2 separate regions of the Homo sapiens genome follow, and region 2 is linked to region 1. The links are chromatin loops, found by intact Hi-C in ENCODE. Cell type or tissue: GM12878. All regions are shown on one strand. Each heading gives the region's core, and the rest is flanking DNA. Links, peaks and the distances in the headings are about the cores only.

Region 1 (9,232 bases), core at 3,398-5,897:
TATGTGATAACTGGAACTATGAACTAGTTCTCCTCTTAAAATCAGAAAGGACAAACCACAGAAAAATAATTTGTTCTGCCTGCCCACTGCACTTCTCTTCTCCCATCTACAACCTCCTCCACAAACCAAATTTCTCCTCTAAGCTTTCAAGTTTAAATAACATTGGACCACAACTCATGTCTGTCTATCGTGAGGAAACTTCACAACTGCAAAGGCCTAGGCTTGTTTCCAGGCCCACGGGCAAACATATGTTTTAGATTAAAAGGCATTTTAAATCTTGGCTTTATTTGCTCCCAAGAAGCCAGACTGTCCCTGTGCCTAAGCTGTTTCTTGGCTATCAAGCACCTTTGGAAACCGCATTAACTCTTTCAGCCTAGGTGGATTTTCTTTTGCACATTTAAAGAGTTTCATTAACAAGTATCCTTCCAACAACTGTATCTTCCACACCTGCAAAGTTAACCAACAGACCAGGGCCTTCGAAAGTTTTGCTTAATGAACCTATCATCAGCTAGAGATGAAATAAAATTTAAAATCCCCTTTACCCCACCAGTTCTCAAAGTTGGCTGCATATTAGAATGACCTGGTGGCCTTTTAAAAAATTACCAAGGCCTGGGTCCCACTCCTAGATTCTGATTTAATTGCTATGAGGTGTAGCCTGAGCTTTGGGAGTTTTAAAAGCTCCCCAGGTCAAAACCACCACTTGAGTGCACAACTCTTCACACTTTTCATATTTTATCATTCTTCCAAAAATGCATACATACAGAAAGGAGTAATCATCTATTCGAGTGTTTATGGAATCTAAGCAATCATTCCACCAGAACCTTACCAATCCAGGGGTTAAGGCCTCCAATGTCAGTCAATAGCCTTCCCTCTGGCCCCTGAAAATAAACACTGGGAATGCTGCCTTTCAGGTCTAGTAGAGGCCCTGCCAATGCACTCAGTTTCATATCTAGTGAATACAGAAGGCTCAGGTGAGAAACAGAAAATCCTCAAAGTATGTTCTTTTAATAAAAGCTTTACTACCTAAACAAATAAACTAGATCCTATTAAGAAAAGTGGGTGTTCCAGACTTCATTTTTTTTTTTGAAAATACAAAAACTGTATTTTCCGGGATCATTCAAACTTGTATGAAAAGAAGAGGTATGATGTAAGAAAATATTTTCACAGCACCTCTGGATCCAAGTTGTCATAATTCCAAAGGGAGCAGAGAATGACTTGGAAAAAAGAACTTCATGATTAAAGATTATTTCCTCAATTGACATTTTACCTTCCCCAAGATTGAAACAGCACCTATTCCAAAAGCAAACTGGTTATGAACTATCACTACCACTTAGAACCTATTTTGCTTATCCATATCAATTCCAAATCTAGATTCAAAAGGCAGAATTCAAATGAGTACAGCATATAAAACTGGAATTTTAAAATGAGAAAAAAAATTTTGAAACCCCCAATATTAAATTAAGACTGTTTCTAAAACACACATGTAGATAATTATTAGGAGAAAATAAAAAGAGAAATGGTTTCCCTGTAGCCCAGTAATTCAATTCTTCTGTATCTTCCCCAGGGAAGATTTTTGAAAATAAGCCTGCAAAAGGCATTTACAAGGATGTTCAATGCAACACTGGTATGACAGTGAAAAACTCACAAAAAAAGGAAAAAGTAAGCCATTATACACATATCATGGAATATACACAAACATGAATGCATGTATTTATATCTACCTATATATATATTTACCTATATATACATATATACATGCATGTGTGTATCCAAGACATAGTAGGTCTGCAGAACAGTATGTAAAGAATATCAGTCATGTAAAAAACAGTAAAACTGTATTTTTATAGGCAAGTACATATGTATACAAATACACACAAAAAGGTTTGGAAAAGCCACACTCCAAAATAATAGTAATTACCTCTAAGATTCAAGGTATTTGTGCTTAAGGGGGAGGGGGGAGTGTTGAGCTTTATCTGTAATATTTTATTTTTTTAATAATGAAAATGAATTCACATCTTCTGGATAGAATATATGAATTTGAAAAAGACGATGCCCAGAAACACTTCAATAAATTAAACATAATTATACCCACCTTGACTGTGACAGGTCCCAACAAAGCTTTAATGACACACATCCTCTTTCCTCAGTGGAAACAGCAGAAAGCAGTGGAGGGTTTAGAGCAGAAAATTCGGATCAAATTTGCATCCAGGTATAGTGGCCATTCAACTGCTCCACTTAACCAAAGGGAATTCTCACTGTCTTCTTTTCCTGGGATAGATGTGTGCCCACTATTTAACTGTATATACACAAGGTGCTTACCTGCAACTTGAGAAATGGAGGTACTGGAAGGATGTCACTCAAAAGGGGTAGCGGGGAGACAATATTCATGCTTCCATGTGAAAGCCAACAATGGACAAAAATCAACCCACCGCAAATTCAGCATCAGTATATTACATATGTATTGCCACTTCGCTCAATGAAGACAGAAATGCTTTTCCAAAATACTAGTAAAAAGGTGCTGCTCAAAATATTTATATGTAATAAAACCTGATGTTTCCTTTCTTACAAATATCTTCTTTGCCATAACTGTCTTTCAGACTTGTCATCATCCTTTAGAGCATGTCAGAAAAGTCCCAAAATGACAGCCTATTGGTAACATGTGGCTTCCAGATGTGATTTGTTTCTACTGTGACTATTTCACATAAAAATGCAGACTTCCACTTTATCTTCATCTAGTAACATTGGGTCTGTCTTTCTTCATTCCAACCACTGGCTGGAGAATTGTCCCCTGAGACAGGACAAGCACTCTGCACCATCCCAGCCTCCACCATACCCTACTGCTTCCTGAACCCTGAGGCTGAGAGGGCCAAGTACCCTGTTTTATTCTGCTTCTGCTGTTGTTTTTCTCACAGTAAAGAAAAAATAATACTGTACTTATGTCTCTACCAAAGGTGGGAAAACTAAGAGAGTGCCAAAAGTTTTGAGAATGAGAAACAGGGTATTTTTCTATAAGAGTGAAGAATATTCCCACATGTCTAATCTGCAAACAAAGTAAGTTTCTGTTGAAAGAATAAAACTAAATATATTATGAAATTACTGGCCAATTCTCTCATTTACACTTATCTTCCTGTCCTTTGAAGGCATTTGAATGTGCTACGCCTTAAGTATTGATATGCCACCAGCTGGAAGATACAGAGGTAGGGAAAAAGCAAACACAAGAATTGGTTTTATAAATTATACATATATGAACCTACATGAATTAATTTTATACTTAAAAATCACCAGGTCATCAATTCTAAATATACTTCTTGAGTAGCAACTATATGTAACAGATACTGCATATTATGTGTTACAAGGATGGAAGATGAGTAAAACATAATTCTCACCTTCTAGGAGCTTGTATGTAAGTGGGTAAGGATGGGGGGGAAGGATATATAAGTTACTCTACTAGAAAGGCAAATTAAGAGAAGATGGTAGGACATGTACAAACAAAGCCTGTGAGAGCTGGGAGGGAACAAGATGAGGAACAGATTCAGGGACGCAGTACCATGTGAGCTGGGCCTTTGGACAGTTTCTCCCACCACCGATCTTTTTTTTGAGATGGAGTCTTGCTCTGTCACCCAGGTTGGAGTGCAGTGGTGTAATCTTGGGTCACTGCCTCCTGGGTTCAAGTGATTCTCCTGGCTCAGCCTCCCGAGTAGCTGAAAATTTTTATATTTTTAGTAGAGATGGGGTTTCACCATGTTGTCCAGGCTGGTCTCAAACTCCTGACCTTGCATGATCCACCTGCCTCGGCCTCTCAAAATGCTGGGATTACAGGCATGAGCCACCGTGCCTGGCTTTTTTTTTTTTTTTTTTTTTTTGAGATGAGGTCTCACACCCTGTTGCCCAGGGTGGACAGCAGTATCAGCTCACTGCAGCCGACATTTTTGTTGCCCAGGCTGGTCTCTAATTCCTGGGCTCAAGTGATCTGCCTGCCTCAGCTTCCCAAAGTGCTAGGATTACAAGTGTGAACCACTGTGCCCAGCCAATAATGCTAATATCTAAAGGATGAGAAAAGCAAGGCAGAAACAATAGAAACCCCAGGGAATAAGTCACACAGTGTGGCTGCAGTGTAGTGCACATGTAGTAAGGACAGCTCAAGAGGAATCTGGAGAAGTAGCTGGGATCATGTTACTGATAGACTTTAACGCCAAGTTGATGAATTTGTCCTTAAAAAGATTAGGAATGGAGCGCTACCGAGTGAAGCAGGTAAGATGCTCATCACTGGGTGAAAGCAAATGGACTAGTTACATAAGAAATTACAAATTAAAGAAAACAAAATTATTAATAGTTCTGTAAGCTATTTGCATAACAATACACAAATGATTTTCTCTACTTTGTGGAGAAAACTCCACTGCTCTTGTACAATCACTGAATCCAATACTCTGTTAATTTTCAAGCTTCTGTTATTCATGAGAATTACCCAACCAAGTAGTAAGTGTTTAAGAGGGATCCTAGGTGTATAGCTACCTTATACATGAGAGTTTAAGGAAGTTGGTTTCAGAAGTAATCACATTGTTCCTGATAGTCATATCAGAATGTATTTCCAGGTCCACAGAGTTTAGTAAATACACACATGTCCACTTGCACACGACACACAAAATAAAGGAGAATTCACCATCCTAGAATTTATGAAGGTCTTCATAAAGGAGGTATTGTAGTTAAGAAAAAAGAAAGTGACAGGTTATGGACCAGGAAACCCAAATTCTAGTCTTGTTTTGCCACTGAGTAACAGTGAGACTTTGAGCAAGTCACTTCCCTTCTTTCGGTCTCAGAAACCTCATCTGTAAAACAAGAAGGATCTCACCAGAACCAACTCTAAGGTCTAACCACTTCTCTAAATATCAAAGGTTTCAAGCCGGCAGTCCACAAGTCAGATGTGGCAGGCAGGCTGTGAGGGCCAAAGCACTCACAAACAAAAAGAACCTGATGCTGAAATACTGGAAGATCTCACATAAAAATCCAGATTTTTCACTTTTTCTTGAAAACCCAGGAAATCTGGCAATATGAGACCTATATCCCCACATGGCCACAATCTGCTATGGCTGAGCAGGTGCTGCCCCCGATTGACCTGACCTATCTAGTTGTCTAGTTTACCAGTCTCCACCCTCTGCCTTGCTCATCTGTTACCTGCCTGAGTCTGTGACCCTTGCCATACACATAGGAAACATTCCCTGTATTTACTCACTCTACAGATATATGAGCCATGCACTGAGCCAGATGCTGTAAAAGAAATAAGCATCAGACATATCTACTTGAGAAATACAAACTCACTGTCAGAAATAACAGATCTGAGAGTGGAATTTCAAGTTATGGCAGAAGATATTATTTCAATTTTTCAAATATGGTTAAGAGATGGATCTGTAGCCTAGATCAGTATTTTCAGGAAAAGGAGTACGAATATTTGGTAAAAAGTTCAAGCTTCTTAAGTAGAAGACACAAAGTCAAGCCTTTCCCTATACAGTAAACCATTAAGTCCACAGGCTCTTTGTAGGATCACAAATGCAAGGCACTGCTGGCAGGCAGAGGGCTGTACATGAATGCAGAAGCTCAGCCCCAGTCATAAAGATGCTCCTTGACTATTTCAAATGTGAAAGCAATGGACCTGAAAACTGAGAATGGATCAGTCACTGAGGTGCACGTGCATATAAATATCCAGGTTCTGAGAACAGTGACCTAAGGTATTAACTCTCAGTCACGTGTGGACCAGGGGATCATCAGAGTCTCTGACCATTCTGGTTCTCTAAGACACATCATGGTTCTTTGCTTTGTCAGTCTCCTATCATGCAGAATTTTCCAGGAAACAAGATGTGCCTTCGTCATCTCATTACTGTCATACTGTCTTGAGAGTTCACCGCTGTGCTGTGCTGGTCCTTAAGTGCTTGTCATCCTTTGAGTATGTCTATGAAATGGTGCCATCGGTATTTTCCTTCATTGCTAGAAATCAGGCAAGTACAGGAAGCTGCAGAATGACTGAGTATATGTGAAATTCATAATTTATAACAGTAAACGAGAGCATGAATACCCATTAATAGAGACTCTGTAAGTTAAAATGATAGTAAAGACATAAAACATTCTGCAGCTGCAAAAGAGAATGAGTTGGAAAGCTACTCAGCAATAAAAAGGAATAAGCTATTGACACACATAACAACTTAAATGAATCTCAAGAAAATTACGCTGAGTGAAAAAAGCCAAAATGCCAATCCCAAAAGGTTACATACTGTATGACTTCATATTTATAACATTCTTTAAATGACAAGATTATAAAAATGGAGACCAGATTAGTGGCTGCCAAGGGTTAGAGATGGTGGGGTTGGGGGACTAGGAGAAAGGTGGAGGGTGGTTACACCAACCTACATATATGAAAGAATTGTATACAAATATACCCATACCATGTATTCCATGCCACGAAAAGAACAGAGATGCAGCTGAAACAATTTCTGAAATTTTTCAGTAAACCTCTTTATATTATGAAGGTACCTTTGGAAAACCAAAGAAGGAGGTGGGGGGGAGAGAAAATGTGAATATTTTATATATGATCTGAATGACCTCTAAAACATACTGGTAAAGGAAAAATAAGGTAGTGTGTGTACAAAAACCAGGTAAAAACATTAATACTTAATGCTTATCCACACAATTTTTCTCAACACTGGTTGCCTCTACAGATGGAGTCGTGGGAGGCTGAGGGTTAAGATGGATGGGACACTTGAACCTCCTGAGTTTTATACCTTTATGAACGCATTATTTATTCACAAAGTTACTTTCTTCTTGAATATGTGAAAATCAAGGCAAATCAATGATTCTGTGCCCTCACCTATGTTTATACCTGTGGTCTGACAACTACTTTCTGTTACTACTCAACCCCCTCTAAGTACTAAATTACCTTTTACACCTGAGCCTCTCAAGCCTCCGTACTAGTTCTGAAAATCAATGTCACTGGTTACCTGAAAATGCTTCTGAATAATTACTCTTTCAACACACTGTACTATTACATATGACATAGCTCAGTCTATGATAGCTGACTATAAAACGTGACAACTATCTTCAAGCCAGCTGGATATTTTGAATTTCAAAAAGAACACATGAGAACAAGTCAAAAAGTAACGATGATGGTGACTACTGATTTTTGAGCTTTTACTATGTGCTCAGTACTGTGCCAAGTAGCTTACATGCATTATCTCAATGTTTAATAGGTGTGTTTTGTTATTTTCATTTTATAGGCAGGAAACTGAAGCTCAGATAGGTTAAAATATTTCAGCCAGGCACGGTGGCTCACGCCTATAATCCCAGCACTTTGGGAGGCTGAGATAGGCGATCATTTGCTCCCAGGAGTTCAAGACCAGCCTGTGAAACATGGCAACAACCAATCTCTTAAAAAAAAAAAAAAAAAAAAAGGCTGGGTGTGGTGGTGCACACTTGTAGTCCCAGCTACCTGGGAGGCTGAGATGGGAGAATCACCTGAGCCCAGGAAGTTGAGGCTGCAGTGAGCTATATCGCGTCACTGCACTCCAGCCAACAGAGTGAGACCTTGTCTCCAAAAAAAAAAAAAAAAAAAAAAAAGTTGCTTAAGGTCATACAGCTTCTAGAAGAATCTGAACTTGTATTAGGGTCTGTGAATACTAAAAATGAGAAATCATTCTCCTTCTATGGCTTAGCAAAACTTATCTCAGCTGAGAATCTGTTGCTTTTATAATCCTAGTAATTAAGCCAGGCTCTAGACATCTTTACCAAAATATCTGCAATTTGCACAGTTAGCAGGATAAAATACTTAACACAAAAACTGAGGGGCCTACAAAATAAGAAAACCTCAGTTGAGATTCTTAGTCAATCTAATAAAAAATGTAATAGTCGATCTCTAGATGACATGGCACCTACTTTGGTTTGCTCAATGATCAAAACTCTTTCACGAGGAAAACAAATCCAACCAGAAAATTTAAGATTTTATCTTTGTCAATAAACTTCTGGATTTAACACTGATATCTGAATCAAACTCAAACTTCTAGAAAATTATATGAATCAACTGTCAATAGACTACTTGTGTATTATTATTAATGACTTCTGATTCTACAATCAGTCCCTGAATATTTCAAATACGGCACTTAACTCTAAATATTCTCAAACAGAAACATTTCTGGGTCTCGTCTACTGAATTCCTCACACAGGAAGTTTACAAGTAAAGTTAGATCACTTAAGTGAGAGATTTCACTTTCAGTTTAAAATGTCTGAAATCATCCTTTACAGAGCTGACAAAAAAAAAAAAAAAGCTGAAATACCCACCAAGGTATCAGAAACCTTTCCCAACATAAGATTATTTTAAGTAACATGACACCACAAAAGATTTAAAATAAAACTCATATGATTTAAACCAGCAACTTTCTAAGAGAAGACAATGTTAATAAAATTAAAATAAAATGCTAGCAAATAATGGAATCCAAAATTAGTCCTCTGCATTTCCAGGACACCTCTTAACAAACTTAAAATATTTGTATTATCAAGGCATTTTCTACCCACACCAAATTTCTTCTTCAAGATACCTTGGGCTTCCTATACGATACTGCTTCTAATAGTAATGTAAGTGCAAGAATTTTGTTAAGTCCCACATTGGACTAGCAAAATCAATTATCAGCTGGCTGTCTCTATTACTCTTTTTGGTGCCAAATCTTTTTTCATTAATCTCCTTGCATGAAGGTTGTTATACCCATTTTCTAAAGTAGGAGCACTCTATGTTCATTCTCTAAGGTCACGTAATCTATATCTTCTGAAAATTGGCAGAGGCCGTTTCTGACTATGTTAACTCTTCCCCAGCTTCCCACCCTGCCCTGGTATAAGAGCACAGACATAAAGCCATGGCTGTAAGGTGAAAACACACATATGCAAAATTACCCATGATTCCAAGTGACTCACGGATAATCACCACTCATTTCATTGGCATTCTAACTACTGTCAGAACATCACAAGGTTAAGGACAACTGAAATAAAGCATCCTGCAGAAGAACATATCGGCCTCCATTTCATCTGAACTAGAGAACACATTATGGAAGTTTTGTTTTTGATAATAGGCATTGGGTGGCTTTAGAAAGTAGTAAATGAGTCTTTGTACAAACAATAATTCTATTTGGCTATTTTTGCGACATATCTTCACTCTACATAATAAAGGCTGCTGAGAAAGGTCAGTACACAGAAATGTATT
Region 2 (9,232 bases), core at 3,802-6,301, 73 kb after region 1:
AACAAAACAAAACAAGAAAAAAACCAATACTCTACTGTGTACTGTGTGGCCAGATGACTTTGCCTAATGTAAACTTTCTGAGCACATTTAATAGCTAGGCTAAACTATGGTATTCAGTAGGCTAGGTGTATTAAATGTTCAACTTACATTATCCTCAACTTACAATGGGTTTATTGAGATGTAACCCCACTGTAAGTCAAAGAGTATCTGTACTTTTACTATTCAACGTAAGAAAACAGCACACTTGGCCAGGCACAGTGGCTCATGCCTGTAATCCCAGTACTTTGGGAGGTCTAGGCGGGCAGGTCACCTGAGGTCAGGAGTTCGAGACCAGCCTGGCCAACACGGTGAAACCTCGCCTCTACTAAAAATACAAAAATTAGTAGGGTGTGGTGGCACACACCTATAATCTCAGCTACTCCGGAGGGTGAGGCAGGAGAATCCCCTGAACCTGGGAGGCGGAGGTTGCAGTGAGCCGAGATCGTGCCATTGCACTCCAGCCTGGGCAACAGAGAAAGACTCTGTCTCAAAAAAAAAAAAAAAAAAAAAAAAAAAGAAAGAAAACAGCACACTGACCATGAAAGCCAAAGCCAATAATAATAATAATGTAGCATTAAAACACTTCCTTCCATTATTTTAATACTGAAAACATCAACAGACTTATCCTTCAGTTTTAAAAAAATTAGTACATTCTCTTTCAAGTAGAAGTTAAAAGTTTCCTTTTTTAAAGTTGCTTTGAAAGCATTATTAAAAGATACAAAGATGCAAACTATCTTTCACAAACTAAGCCAATGCTACAGATATGAAGACTGTACAGAATGAAAACTGTACAGGTCCAGATTCTTTATCAGCTTCTTCATCACCTATTCTCATGCTTTGTCTTAGATCCAGACCAGGGTTAAGAACTTGTTAAGGGCTGAAGTACTTGTTGATTCACTGACAGTATGCCTTGTAGGTCAATTTCTCTTTTTTTTTTCTTGAGATGGAGTCTCGCTCTGTCGCCCAGGCTGGAGCGCAGTGGCGCGATCTCGGCTCACTGCAAGCTCCGCCTCCCGAGTTCACGCCATTCTCCTGCCTCAGCCTCCTGAGTAGTTGGGACTACAGGCGCCCGCCACCACGCCCGGCTAATTTTTTATATTTTTTAGTAGAGACGGGGTTTCACCATGTTAGCCAGGATGGTCTCGATCTCCTGACCTTGTGATCCGCCCACCTCAGCCTCCCAAAGTGCTGGGATTACAGGCGTGAGCCACCGTGCCCGGCCGCCTTGTAGGTCAATTTCTATTTAATATGAACCCTATAAGTAGTAACCAGATCTAATTCAATCCTATGGTAGGCTTCAGCACATTTTTGAAGCTCTGCAAATAAATAATAATGATATCACTCACAAATGTCCTTACTGACCCTAAGAGAAGTGTGATCATCCCTATTTTAGAAAGAAAAAAAATGCCTGAACTTGCTAATGATGCCAGCTCTTCTGAATGTCCCATCATATCAGATAACTCCATTTCATATGGGATGTTGTTTTATAGGTAGAGGGAAATCATAATATAGGTCACATTTAAAACGAGATTGAATGAAGGGATTTCAAACATAAAGAATGTAGAACTATTGGCTGGGTGCGGTGGCTCACATCTGTAATCCCAGCACTTTGGGAGGCCAAGGCGGGCGGATCACAAGGTGAGGAGTTCGAGACCAGCCTGACCAACATGGTGAAACCCTGTCTCTACTAAAAATACAAAACTTAGCTGGGTGTGGTGGCACATGCCTGTAATCCCAGCTACTCGGGAGGCTGAGGCAGGAGAATCGCTTGAACCTGGGAGGCGGAGGTTGCAGTGAGCCCAGATCCTCGCGCCACTGCACTTCAGCCTGGGTGAGAGCGAGACTCCATCTCAAAAAAAAAAAAAAAATTAAGAATATAGAACTATTTGTCACAAATACTGTTATTAAGAAAGATGCTGCCGAGGCACGAATATCGCTTGAGCCCAGGAATTCAGACCAGCCTGGGCAACATGGCAAGATCCCATCTCTCTGAGAAAAAAAAAAAAAAAAGAAAGATGTTGATTTTAATTTACTCAGGAAGCACTTACTGACCACTGCTGCTAGTAATGAACTAGATACTAAATGATTTTCCAAGTGGAGAACTATAAAGGAGGTGAGTGTTTGTGTGTAATGTTTTAAAGATTAATTTTAGAAGATTACCTTCCCTATCCAGGTTATCATAAATGCCTATAAGACAATGTTCTATGTCTTATATTCTAAAGCAGGGGGCAGGGAGGACACCTGGTAAAATAATGAATTGGGTTTCCATTTTAGAAATTTATTTAAAATAGGCTTAAATATTTTTGAGATTCACATTCTACTGTAAGAATCAGGGTCACCAGATAAGCTTAGTCCCCACCTATTTTTATTTTAAATGCTCATTTACTTCATCTATTCCTCCAGCTCCTTCCCTCATTCTCTCTCTCCTTCAGTCAAACTTCTTGAAAGAGTTGTCTGTACTCACCATCCCCATTTCCTCACCTTCCATCACTCCTCAAATCAATGCAATATGGCTTCAGTCACTATGAAACTGCTCCTGCCAAGGTCAACAATAATCTACATGTCAGTAGGTGCAAAAGATAACTCGCAGTCTTTATCTTGCTTGACGTCTCAGCAGTACTTCACACAGCTGACGACTCCCTCCTCCTAGAGTCTGTTCCTTGACGTTCATGGCAACGCACTATCCACTATCTTGATTTTCCACCTATCACACTGGTGCCAAAGTAACTGTGGTTTTGCCATTAAAAGTAATAGCAAAAACTGCAATTACTTTTGCACCAACCTAATATGAATACCTATTTGGCCATTCTTTCATTGGTTCCCTTAGATACTGCTATTTGTGGAGCTAGGCTTAATGTCCTTTAACCTCAGTTCTTACTCTACACACATTCCTTGAGAGGCTTCATCTATTTCTGTGTCTTCAAATACCATTTTTATGCTGATGACTTATAAATCTATGTCTCCCAGATCTTACATCTAGACTCCAGAGCTATATCTAACTTCCAAGTGGACATCTCCATTTGGAATCTATGTCTCAAGAACCCCAAACTCAGTATGTCTGAAACCTAACTCATGATTTTCTCCTCACCCCCAGAAATGTTCTTCCTCCTCCTCCTTTAGGTTTTTCTGTTTTAGTAAATTTGACCACCATCCACCCTACGGCCCAGCCCAGAAACCTAAGAATCATTCTTGATGCCTCCCTCTCCATAACTACTCAACCTCAAAGTGAATTCTAGCAGCTAAATATTTCTCCACTCTTCCCACTTCTCTCCATCTCAACTAATACCATCAAAGTCTAAACCACTATTATCTCTTGCCTGGATTACTTCAATAACTATTCTCTCTAAATCACTCTTGCTCCTTTTAATTCTGCTCTCCACACTGCAAGCAGAGTGAGCTTTCAAAAATGCCAATCTGTCACATTCACCTATGTAAAATCCTTCAATGGCTTCCAACTGCCCTTAGAATGAAGTCCTTACAGGCCTTCCCTGATCTAGTTCATACCTACCATCCTCACCCTGAGCTTTCAGTGAGCCTTATTGAACTTAATTCTTTGAATTCTAACTTCTGGTTAATTTCTACTCTTTTTCTTTTTTTTTAACTGAGATGGAGTCCCACTCTGTCGCCCAGGCTAGAGAGCAGTGGGGCAATCTTGGCTCACTGCAACCTCTGCCTCCTGGGTTCAAGTGATCCTCCCACCTCAGCCTCCCAAGTAGCTGAGATTAAAAGCGTGCACCACCACACCCAGCTAATTTTTTGTATTTGTAGTAGAGACAGAATTTCACCATGTTGGCCAGGCTGGTCTTGAACTCCTGACTTCAAGTGATCCGCCTGCCTTGGCCTCCCAAAGTGCTGAGATTACAGGCATCAGCCACTGCACCTGGCCTACTCATTTTTTTTTTTTTTAGGTCTCACTCTGTTGCCCAGGCTAGAGTGCAGTGGCACGAGAACTCCTGGGCTTAAACAATCCTCCCACCTCAGCCACCCGCAAGTAGCCGGCACTACAGGCATGCAACACCATGCCTGGCTAGGTTTTTTTTTTTTTTGAGTCGGAGTCTCACTCTGTCGCCCAGGCTGGAGTGCAGTGGCGCGATCTCGGCTCACTGCAAGCTCCGCCTCCCGGGTTCACACCATTCTCCTGCCTCAGCTTCCTGAGAAGTTGGGACTACAGGCGCCCACCACCACGCCCGGCTAATTTTTTGTATTTTTAGTAGAGATGGGGTTTCACCATGTTAGCCAGGATGGTCTTGATCTTCTGACCTCGTGATCTGCCCGCCTAGGCCTCCCAAAGTGCTGGGATTACAGGCGTGAGCCACTGCGCCCGGCCACCTGGCTAGTTTTTTAAACTTTTTGTGGGCGGGGGGCGGGGGGGGGGGTGTCTCACTTTGTTGCCCAGGCTGGCCTTGAACTCCCGGCCTCTAATGAGCCCAAAGAACTGGGATTACAGGTGTGAGCACCCAGTCCTCCTACTTATTCTTTAGAGTTCATTTAAATATCACTTTACAGGCCCGGCGTGGCAGCTTACGCCTGTAATCCCAGCACTTTGGGAGGCCGTAGCAGGTGGATCACGAGGTCAGGAGTTCAAGACCAGCCTGGCCAAGATGGTGAAACCTCTTCTGTACTAAAAATACAAAAAAAAATGGCCGGGCACTCTGACTCACACCTGTAACCCCAGCACTTTGGGAGGCTGAGACAGGCAGATCACCTGGGGTCAGGAGTTCGAGACCAGCCTAGCCAACATGGTGAAACCTCGTCTCTACTAAAAATACAAAAATTAGCCAAGCGTGGTGGCAGGCGCCTGTAATCCCAGCTACTCCTGGGAGTAGCTGAGGCAGGCTGAGGCAGGAGAATTGTTTGAACCCGGGAGGCAGAGGTTGCAGTGAGCCGAGATCGTGCCATTGCACCCCAGCCTGGGCAACAAGAGTGAGACTTCGTCTCCAAAAAAAAAAAAAAAAAAAAAAAAAAAAAGATAAAAATACAAAAAAATTAGCCGGGCGTGGTGGCAGGCACCTGTAATCCCAGTTACTAGGGAGGCTGAGGCAGAAAATTGCTTAAACCCGGAAGGCGGAGGTTGCAGTGAGCCGAGATCGCGCCACTGCACTCCAGCCTGGGCAACAGAGCGAGACTCCATCTCAAAAAAATAAAAATAAATAAAATAAAATAAAAACAAATAAAAAATAAAAAATATCACTTTACAAAGGGAATCCTCTTTAATTAGGTTAGCGCTCCCAGCTATATTCAATTATTTAAAATATATTTGTTCTCCACCTCCTATGCGCTAGATCCTATGCAAGGTACTGTGAATACAGTGGTAACTTAAAAAAAAAACAAAAAACAAAAAACTTGCCTTTGCCAGTTCCTTGGGGAATAATCTAGTGATATTTTATAATCCCATAGCACTCTGTACGTCTCCTCTTAATTACTTACTAAATGTCTTCTCCCTTCCCCCACAACTGAAACAAGAAGTCAATGAGGGCAGGTCCCATGTCTATCTTGTTAACCATTTCATCTCCAGTATTAAGCACAGTACTCATAGTACCTGGCACATAGTTGCTAGTCCGTAAGTATTTAAACATTAAATAAATGATACCTCTAAAAACTAATCAAAGCCAACAGCTTTAACTAAATAAATCAGTCCTTTAAACACATAGAAAAATTAATTATTCAAAAAGACACATTCCGACCGGGCGCAGTGGCTCACGTCTATAATCCCAGCACTTTGGGAGGCCGAAGCAGGTGGATCACTTGAGGTCAGGAGTTCGAGACCAGCCTGACCAACATGGTGAAACCCCATCTCTATTAAAAATACAAAAACTAGCCAGGCATGGTAGCATGCACCTGTAATCCCATATACTTGGGAGGCTAGGGCAGAATTGTTTGAACCCAGGAAGTGGAAGTTGCAGTGAGCCGAGATTTCACCACTGCACTCCAGCCTGAGCGACAGAGTGAGACTCTCTCTCAGAAACAAACAAACAAAAAAACACATTCCATTAAATCATCAACACTTTACCCGAAAAACTAGAAAACACCTGGAAAAATATCAAGTATTTATCTTGTCCTTCCTATACCAACTGTATTTCCAATCAAATATCTGTGGCAAAAGTTTTTCTTTACATAACTCCATATAGTAACTGTGGAAGAAATGGCAGAAAAAAAAAATCACCAGGTTGCAACCTCTGTCTAATGAAATAATTTACTTAGGCAAGGTCTTTCTTCAATTGATGAACCAGTAGACTGAAACATTAGATGCAAGATTGATAGAAAGCTTTACAGTAGAGGGACCAATGGCATTACTAACAGTGGGACAACCAGGCATCGGGTGTCCCATGAGGAATGCAACACTTGCCAAAAGAAAGCTGAACTTAAATGAAGGTTCCAGAGTTAACTTCTAATTCAAAAAAAAAAAAAATGTGGAAGACATAGGAACAAGTCAAATGTGACACCATGAAAAAGCAGACAATGCAGAATGTCAGACATTCTACAGGAAAACTGACAACAGATTTTTCATCAAGTTCAAAGACATGAGGTAGAAAAAGAAAATAGGAGGGACTGACCTAGGTCAAGGGTTCTCAACAGAGGGTAATTTTGTCTCCAGGGGATACTTGGCAATGTGTGGAAACATTTTTGGTTGTCGGACTGGGGGCTGCCACTGGCATCTAATGGGTAGAGGTCAGGGACGCTGTTAAACATCCTACAATGCATAGGACAAGCCCCTCCACAACAAAGAATCATCCTGCCCAAAATGTCCATAGTGCCGAAGCTGAGAAACCCTGATCTATACTAAGAATCTTTTCAGTATTCTGTTTGGACTCTGACTTGAACACACCAAAAAAACATTGTTTGGGAACAGACTGTGAGGACAGAAAACAACAACACTGTTGAGTCAATTTGGGGTATTTTAACATGGATGGTATCAAAGAATTATTTTTAGTTCATTAGTATGATGAAACAATAAAGGAAATCTGAACGGATCAGGTATTAGATGATACCAAGAAACTGTTAACTTTGTTAGGTGTTAACAATGTGTTTATCTAAGAAAGGGTCTTGGCCGGGCACGGTGGCTCACGCCTGTAATCCCAGCACTTTGGGAGGCCAAGGCAGCTGGATCATGAGGTCAGGAGTTCAAGACCAGCCTGACCAACATGGTGAAACCCCGTCTCTACTAAAAATACAAAAATTAGCCAGGCGTGGTGGCATGCACTTGTAATCCCAGCTACTCAGGAGGCTGAGGCAGGAGAATCGCTTGAACCCGGGAGGCAGAGGTTGCAATGAGCCAAGATCGCGCCACTGCACTCCAGCCTGGGCAACAGTGTGAGACTCCATCTCAAAAAAAAAAAAAAAAAAGAAAAGGTCTTGGTTTTGTTTTGTTTTGTTTTATAGAGGTACTTGACTAAGAATGTAGGGATGAAATGACATAAGATCTAAGATTTGCTTTAAAATATTTCAGCAGAGGCCAGGTGTGGTGGTTCATGCCCATAATCCCAGCACTTTGAGAGGTCAAGGCAGTGTACTGTTTGAGCTCAGGAGTTCAAGACCAGCCTGGGCAACATAGCAAAACCCCGTCTCTACCAAAAAAAAAAAAAAAAAAAAATAGCCAGGCATGGTGGCATGCACCTGTAGTCCCAGCTACTTGGGATGGCTTGAGCCTGGGAGGCAGAGGTTGCAGTGAACTGAGACTATGCCACTACACTCCACCCTGGGTGACTGACAGAGCAAGACCCTGTCTCAATATATATATATGCAACAATAATAAAAAAGGCCTAGGTGAAGTAAACATGGCAAAATCTTGATAGCTGTTGAATCTCAATGATGGGTATGTATGGGGAATCATACTTTTTTCTCTATTTTGTGTATTTTAAAAATATTTCACGATAAGAAATTTTGAATGACACATTCCAAAAACAAAATATGAATCAAAGAATAATAAATATGTAGAAGGATTGCCAGAGACTGGTACTGGCATGAAGAAATATTTATCATCTAATAAACCAACATATCCTAAGTCTAGAACATGACAACTCTCGTATTTTATTCAACAAATCTGTGGAGAGCCTACAATTTGCAAGGCACTGTCCTAGGTGCTACGGTAATAAGAAGATAAGTAAGATAATTCCTGTCTGCAAGGGACTTACAATCTGAAGAACAGAACCAAACCAGATGGGTGAGCACAAGCAGGGCTTCATGGAAACCTTGATATTTGAGATATGCCTTGAAAGCAATACAACTCTAAGGGGAAACAGAGGGTTGAGGAGGTTAGGATGAATTCTAAAAAGAAGAAAGAAAGCCACAGGCTTCAAGGCTCTTCTTGATCTGGTCTATGTGCACCACAAGTCTCATTTTCCACCACTCTGCCTCTCACCAAAGAATTGCAGGCACTGAATATTCAAGACACTGAGTTCATTACAGAAAAGGGTACAAAGGCAGAAAAGTAAAAGCACTGTTCATGGTAACTATACATATTAAGGCCTGATCTGACACACACACTCCTCCCAAAAAAAGCCAAAAATACAATTATTTTGTCTCTCTGTAAGGTCAGAAAAACAGTCTAGTAGAGTGAGAATATAAATGTCCTATTTTGGCTCAGACTAACTGAGAATGTTTGACAACAAAAGCACTAAAGACTTCAGAGTGGGGTGGGAAAGAGGACAGAAAGTCTGTCTCTATAATAGAGCAATCTGGGGAAAATAAACTGGTGAGATGGTACAAATTTGATGTAAGCCAACAGAATCATTATTCTACTACTTTATTTCAGCATCCCAAGTGTTTTCTCCAGAAGATGTGCCAAGCATCATTTCTTAAAACAACTTGCTTCTGTTCTTAATTTCTAATGCCAAACCACCGTAAAATTATAATACTGCATCCCTATCTTTTGGAAATCTTTTATAGGTAAATCTGAGCGTTTATATTACAAGATTCTCTTTTTTCCTTAGTGAATCTAAGGTAAATTAGTAATCGCTGAAAAAGTGTCTACTTTAGGAAATCATAACAATTGATTTATTCTGCTTTAGTTTGACCTTCCCTCTCTCAAGGGGGAACTCGTTTATTACTGTTACCCTGTCAATTTGTCTGTTCTGCGGGATAAGAATGGCTGACTCTCTCATGAAAAGATATCACCAAACTTTTTTTACGTTGGCCAAATTGCAAGGCTGTTTCTTTGGAGTGAATGGTAATGACAATGAAACGCAGAAAATTG

Evidence for each region. Peaks named below come from ENCODE experiments on the same cell type or tissue, not always from the same donor. Only the 100,000 strongest peaks of a DNase experiment are listed, where the experiment ranks them.
Region 2: a loop joins it to region 1, with 6 times the contacts of the local background. A loop is called at or near these places in 7 of 110 quality-filtered maps.

Annotation. Positions count from the first base shown.
Region 1 is chr14:74,837,348-74,846,579 of GRCh38, reverse strand. LOC105370569 (a long non-coding RNA gene) reads right to left here and starts at 7,414. Exons shown (of 2, transcript XR_944033.3): 1 at 6,435-7,414; 2 at 4,561-5,979. RefSeq lists an enhancer at 4,519-4,678. In GM12878, for the core only: no CTCF peak of the experiment used is centred there; DNase peaks (open chromatin) are centred at 4,819 and 5,685; H3K4me3 peaks cover 703 bases; H3K27ac peaks cover 1,242 bases.
Region 2 is chr14:74,765,035-74,774,266 of GRCh38, reverse strand. The region is part of intron 1 of YLPM1 (YLP motif containing 1); the gene reads right to left. Among named protein-coding and RNA genes, the nearest start is that of YLPM1, 6.3 kb to the right of the region's middle. In GM12878, for the core only: no CTCF peak of the experiment used is centred there; no DNase peak of the experiment used is centred there; H3K4me3 peaks cover 950 bases.